Regions from separate parts of the Homo sapiens genome. Here region 2 is linked to region 1. Evidence: read pairs that join two places in POLR2A ChIA-PET (ENCODE). Cell type or tissue: Caco-2. All regions are shown on one strand. Each heading gives the region's core, and the rest is flanking DNA. Links, peaks and the distances in the headings are about the cores only.

Region 1 (2,903 bases), core at 122-2,621:
AACTCTGGATAGCCACCATGAGAACAAACCTGGGCTAGCCAGCTGCAGGAGGAGAAACCATCTTAAGAAGTGCCTGGTCCCCCAGCAAAGACTAACAGCGCAACAGCCAGCTGACCTATCAGAGTTTGTTTTTTAAGCAATCTTATCTACCTTCTTGCAGGACTAGGATTGACAGATGACAAAAAAAAAAAAAAAAAAAGAGTTAAGGCACATCTGTAAAGCTAGAAATTGGAAGGCTGCTAGGGTTTGAATCCTGGCATGGCCATTCCCTAGCTATTAGGCTTAGTTTCCTGTGGCTGTTATAACAAATTGCCACAAACTCGATGGCTCAAAACAACAGAAGTTTATTCTCACACAGTTCTGGAGGCCAGAGGGTGAGCATCAGTTTCACTCAGCTGAAGTCAAGGTGTCAGCAGGGCCATGCTCCCACAGAGGCTCTGGGGGACAAATCACTCCATACCTCTTCCAGCTGCTGGTGGCTGCCAGCATTCCTTTGCTTGTAGCCACATCACTGCCATCTCTGCCTTGGTCTTCACGTTGTCTTCTTTTCTGTGTGTCTGTCCACCCTCCCTTGGTCTTCCTCTTACGAAGCATATGACATGCATGCTTTTAATACATGTGATAACATTTAGAGCCCAGCAAGATAATCCCAGATAATATCCTCATCACAAAATCCTTAATTTGATCATATTTGCAAAGACTTTACCATATAAGGTAACATTCACAGGCTCCTGGGATTAGGAGAACCTGATTTCTTAGAGGTCCACCATTCAGCCCACTGTACTAGCATGTGGCTCCAAGTGAGTGTCAACCTCACTGTGCCTCAGTTTCCTTATCTGTAAAATGACAGCAGCCACCTCACTGGGTAATTATGAAGATTTAATAAGTACTTAGAATGGTGACCAGCACATGATAAAAGCTTTGTAAATGTTAACCTTCAATAATATCAAGGGTCGGTCGGGCGCGGTGGCTCACACCTGTAATTCTAGCACTTTGGGAGGCAGAGGCGGGAAGATCGCTTGAGCCCAGGAATTTGAGACCAGCCTGGGCAACATGACAAAACCCAGTCTCTACAAAAACAAAAACAAAAACAAAAAACCTAGCCAGGCGTGGTGGCATGTGCCTGTAGTCCCAGCTACTTGAGGGGGCTGAGGCACAAGAATCTCTTGAACCCTGGAGGTTGAGGCTGCAGTGAGCTGAGTTTGCACCACTGCATTCCAGCCTGGGGGGCAGAGAGAGACTCTGTCTCTAAAAAAATAATAATAATAAGATTTGACTGTGACTGAAATTCGCACAAGAACAAATCCCTTCTCTGTCCTGTTTGCTCGCGCCTGTCTTCATAGCACCCACCATGGAGACTTGCACATAGTAGGTGCTCAGTAAATATTAAATGCACACATGCCACTATGTAGCTGTGTGGCTTCAAGCAAGTTGTTTCTCCTCTCTGGTCCTCAGTTTCCTTCTCCCTTCACGAAGAGCTTCTTGTAGGGAAAGTCCATTCCTCTTTCTGGGAGGGTGTGTCCCCATCAGGGGTAGAGGGTTCAGGGGTCAGGAGCCGGCCACAGCTGCTATCTCCCTGAGTCACCAAATTTCTCAACTTGAGGCCAAGTGTCTAAATATTGTGACTGAGCCAGTTAGAGATAAGATGTGGAAACATTGATTTGGCCCAAGCAACTGCAGTCACGGTGCTGGAGCCAGACCTCCCTGGATCTTCTCAGCAGCATGAGTGAGTGTTTAGCACCTGCCAGGAACACAGGCTGCTGACCTGCAAACAGATGGGGAGGCCCAGATGCCTGGCTTGGCAGCAAGAGCCTGCCTTTGCCGTCTCTGTTTACACAGCCAGCATCCAGTCAAATCTCTGTGGCTCCAGTGGAGAAACTAAGGCCCAAAGGGAGTGAAGGATGTGTCGTCCAGGGTTACGCTGGGAGACTGCTATCCCATGAAGCTAAAACCCGCAAGTCCTAACTCCCAGCCCAGCACCTGTGGGAACCCACCAGGCCCAGGGAGAAGGAAGGCTGGCAGCGTGTCACAGGCAGGGAGCGTGCCTGAGCAAATGCTCAGGGGTGAAAGACCAGATGCAAGCTCAAACACTAGAGTGAATGGGAGAAAAGGCCACGTGTCCAGGACTTTGGACTCAATTCAGAGAATAAAAGGGAACCATCGATGGTTTTAGGAAGAAGAGCAGCAGGATCTGAGAGGCTTTTTCCAAGTGCTTATAGACCACCAGCATCAGAATCGCCTACGACAGGAGCTGGGGGAGGTTGTCAAAATGTGGGTTCCTGGGGTCCACCCTAGATGTGGCTCCCCATTGTAGCAGGCCCCCTCTGAGGGGATTCTGAAGCACACCCACTGTTTTAGTGAGTAGGAGATGCAGCTAACATCCCACTTATAAGGTCTAATCTCAGACAAACCTGGTTTCAAATCCCAGCTCTGCCACTTACTTGCTCTGTGATTTTAGGTCACTTACGACACCTCTCTGAGCCTGTTTTCTCTCCTCCGTAATGAAACAATCTTAGCATTTGCCTCAAAGGTTTGTTCTAAGGATTCAATAAGATAATGTAGGTAAAGTGCTCTACATAGATCCAGAGCCCTCCTAGTGCTCAAAAACACTGGTTTTTAGAGATTCCCTTGGGCAGCAGTGGGGAGAAAGCAATGGAGGAGGGCAGGCAAGGAGGCAGGGAAGCCAGTGAGGAGGCAGCAGTGGGACTCCGGGGAGAGGTCTGTGGCTAGGGTGTGGACATGGTGACGGGTGGGGTGGCTCCTTTGCACCGTGCCAGGTGGTGCCGATCTTGTATGCTCGATTGCGAAAGAAGCTCTCTGGAGTTGGTCTAGGGCAGGAGAGAAGAGGATGAGCAAAAAAACCAAAAGAGGTTGATCATAAAACCCATATTCGCAGTCACGGA
Region 2 (2,903 bases), core at 216-2,715, 330 kb after region 1:
CTATAAGGAAAACAGGCTCTTCCCATTAAAACAACCTGCCCAACAGAGTTTGAAAGGGTCAGAGCTGGAATCTGAACTCTTGCTGGGAGGCCCTTGATGCCTGGGCTTTCTCCAATTTACCTCACTCATTTATTGTTACATCAGTACCATTTACCAAGGGATTACTGTGTGGCATCCCTCTGCTAACTGCTCTGTGAAAACCAATGAAATCCACAGGATAGATCCAAGGTTAAAGAGGAAACTGAGGCTCGGAGAGGCCAACTCACTTACCCTAAGTCGTAAGGCTAGGAAGAAGTGGATCTGAGCTCTGAACCTAGGTCTAACGCCAAAACTCCGACTCTTGCAAAGCCATCCTGCTGCATCTGCTGGACAGCTCTACTCGAAAGTGTTTGGCTAAGTTAGAATGCCTTATGGCGGCGCGAGCAGAGTTGAGTTACAAAAATTCCTGTAGTAGCAAAATTCCCATCTTCCCACACCGAATGGGGCTAGGAGAGCTAATCTCTATATGATGTAAGCTCAAGGGCCAAGGAAAGAGGCTGGTCAGAGACATCGGCCAGTGATGAAGCAGCTGACATCATCCCTGCTGAAAACATTTTCTGAGAATACAAGATGCCTTGTAGCTGGTCATAGCTGGTGTTTTTTCTGAGCACAGAGCCAGCAATTCATTCCCAGCACTCTGCAAGAACAACAAAATACGCTCTCTGCAAAAACATCGTGGTTACAGGAGACCGAGACAGCCCAGCGACAGAAGCTGCTAATTTCTCCAAGCAACCCAAGGATTGGAACGCCAAGCCGTGCCAGTCTGGTGGAAAAAAAAAAAAAAAAAAACCCAAAAAACAAAAAAACAGCACTGTGAATATCCTGAACACAGAGACAGGCAGGTGCCCAGAGTCAACGGCTCCAGTCAGCACCTCCTGCACCCACAATCTAGGTACCTTCTTGAAAAGCAAGTCAATGGAAAAAGAGATATTGCACAGTCAGGGAGCCAGTGGCTTCTTTAGTTATTTTTTGAACATCTAAGAGGAAAGCTGTATCTGTTTAGAGTCCCACTGCATGGAAGTGAAGTGATTCCGAGTAGCTAAGCATTAGCTTGGCTTTACCTCAGCTGGCCCATTCAAGCAGAAATGTTCCCCAAGCAGCATTTGAAGGCGCCCCCTCTCTGCACAGGCAGACCTATTTTGGTCTGTGCACTGCCCCTGTCCACAGGTTTACACATCCCTGGTCTAGCTCCATCAGCCTCCAAACAGGAGACGGGGAAGTCAGTTCAACCCCCTCCACCTCCCCACCCACACCAATGCACTCGTTCCAAGCAAGAGGCTCCGAGAAACATCCAAGGCACCTTCCACTGGCTGTGAAACACCAGAAGGTCCCCACACTCCTACTAGATTCCAAAGAAATTCACACAGAGTCCTTCCAAACCTCTGAAAATAACCTCAGCGGTGCTGAAAGAAGCTTCCCTAGTGGCAGCTGCCTCTCTCGGAGAAGCTCTGAAGGAAGCTGTTTCCCTCCCTGCAGGGGACAGAAGCTGGCGGCTGCTAAGTCCCAGCTCGGTCATTCCTACAGCCTCGGGGGGCCACGTCAGTTGTGAAAAACAGCCCAGTCTCAAATTCTGGCCCCCCCTACGGCTTCGTGAATTGAATGAAGTAACAGGAACTATCACTTATTGGACGCCTGCTGTATGCCAGAGGCCCTGCATGATCTCATTCCATCTCCACTCCAGCCCTAGCAACCAGGTTCAATCACTTAAATAGGCAACTGAGGCTCTTAAGATGAAGTGACTTATCCAAGGTCACACAGTGAGTACAAACCCAGGTGTGCCGCCAGAGCCTGAACTGGGAACCCCTGCGCGGTAACTGCCTCGTGGCGAAATCGGGGTGTCCTTCTGTTTGGCCAGTCGCCGAAGAGGGGTGTTCCTCTTGGGCGGCCCTGAGCCACCCTCGGCGGGTCCCAGGAGCCTGCGAGGCAGCTCCCGGGAGAATGGGGGTCCTGAGGATAGGCTGGGGGTCCCGGGAGCGCCGAAACAGCGGGCCCACCTGTAGTCCTGCCTGCCGTGAGGGTACCCCGCTCCCGGGCCAGCCGAGCCCTGCCGCTGTCTGGCGCCCCCTCCGCCTGGGGAAGCCCCGAAGGCAGTTTCCGCCCGCGGCCGCCCGTCACTCACCCTGACACTGCCGCCGAGGACGGCCCGGCCGAGGGAAGCAAGCGAGAGGCGCGGCTGCCGCCGGAGCCGGGCCCCGTCGGGCTCTAGCCTCTCCGGCCGGCTGCAGGGGTACTGAGACCAGTACCCGGGGGCCAGCAGCGACCCGGAAACACTCGGCCCGGAAATGATGTCACCATGAGGCGGGCCCGAAGAGAGGGTGGACCACGGCTGCGCGCTGGCTCCGGGAAGCGGTCGATGCCCGCGGCCGACGGAGACTACAACCCAGAGGCGGAGGACAAAGCGGAAGGCCGAAGAGCGAGGACGAAACCGGCGGAACCGCACTTTGGAGCCTAACGAGCCATCGCTGCGTCTGAGACTGGGACCCGGAAGTAAACAGGCCGGACGTGACGCAAGCCGCTCGGCCTAGGGATGGTGGCTGGCCGGGTTGTCATGGAAACCGCTCAGGAGCAGGGAGCTGGGAGCTATGAGTGCTGACTGCGTGAACTCGGCCTCCACTTCCCGGACCTGCCACTTATCATGATCCACGAGCTGTACTCATGACTCCGCACAAGCAAGCAGGGGCTGACGGTCGGATCCCTCGCCCCCATTTTACGGACAGAAGTACCGAGGCTCAAAGAGAGCCAGTGAGATGCTGAAATCACGCGTGATTGGAATCCAGCCTTGCTAGGGCTGCGGGTGTTACGGGCCGTGGGCGGCGGTTAAGAGCGTGGGTTCTATTTTTAGTTTTGCCACTTACTAGCTGTGT

Evidence for each region. ChIA-PET counts read pairs that join two places held together with the same protein. Peaks named below come from ENCODE experiments on the same cell type or tissue, not always from the same donor. Only the 100,000 strongest peaks of a DNase experiment are listed, where the experiment ranks them.
Region 2: POLR2A ChIA-PET joins it to region 1 with 26 read pairs; 5 of 35 experiments call an interaction of 5 or more read pairs at or near these places.

The regions. Positions count from the first base shown.
Region 1 is chr20:49,582,135-49,585,037 of GRCh38, forward strand. No RefSeq gene overlaps it. Among named protein-coding and RNA genes, the nearest start is that of PTGIS, 15 kb to the left of the region's middle. In Caco-2, for the core only: a CTCF peak has its summit at 2,053; DNase peaks (open chromatin) are centred at 1,657 and 2,047.
Region 2 is chr20:49,913,222-49,916,124 of GRCh38, forward strand. It overlaps SPATA2 (spermatogenesis associated 2), which reads right to left and starts at 2,308. Exons shown (of 3, transcript NM_006038.4): 1 at 2,159-2,308. LOC105372653 (a long non-coding RNA gene) reads left to right here and starts at 2,601. Exons shown (of 3, transcript NR_134564.1): 1 at 2,601-2,864. RefSeq lists enhancers at 1,326-1,495, 2,290-2,349 and a silencer at 2,010-2,259. In Caco-2, for the core only: no CTCF peak of the experiment used is centred there; DNase peaks (open chromatin) are centred at 1,236, 1,897 and 2,580; H3K4me3 peaks cover 1,842 bases.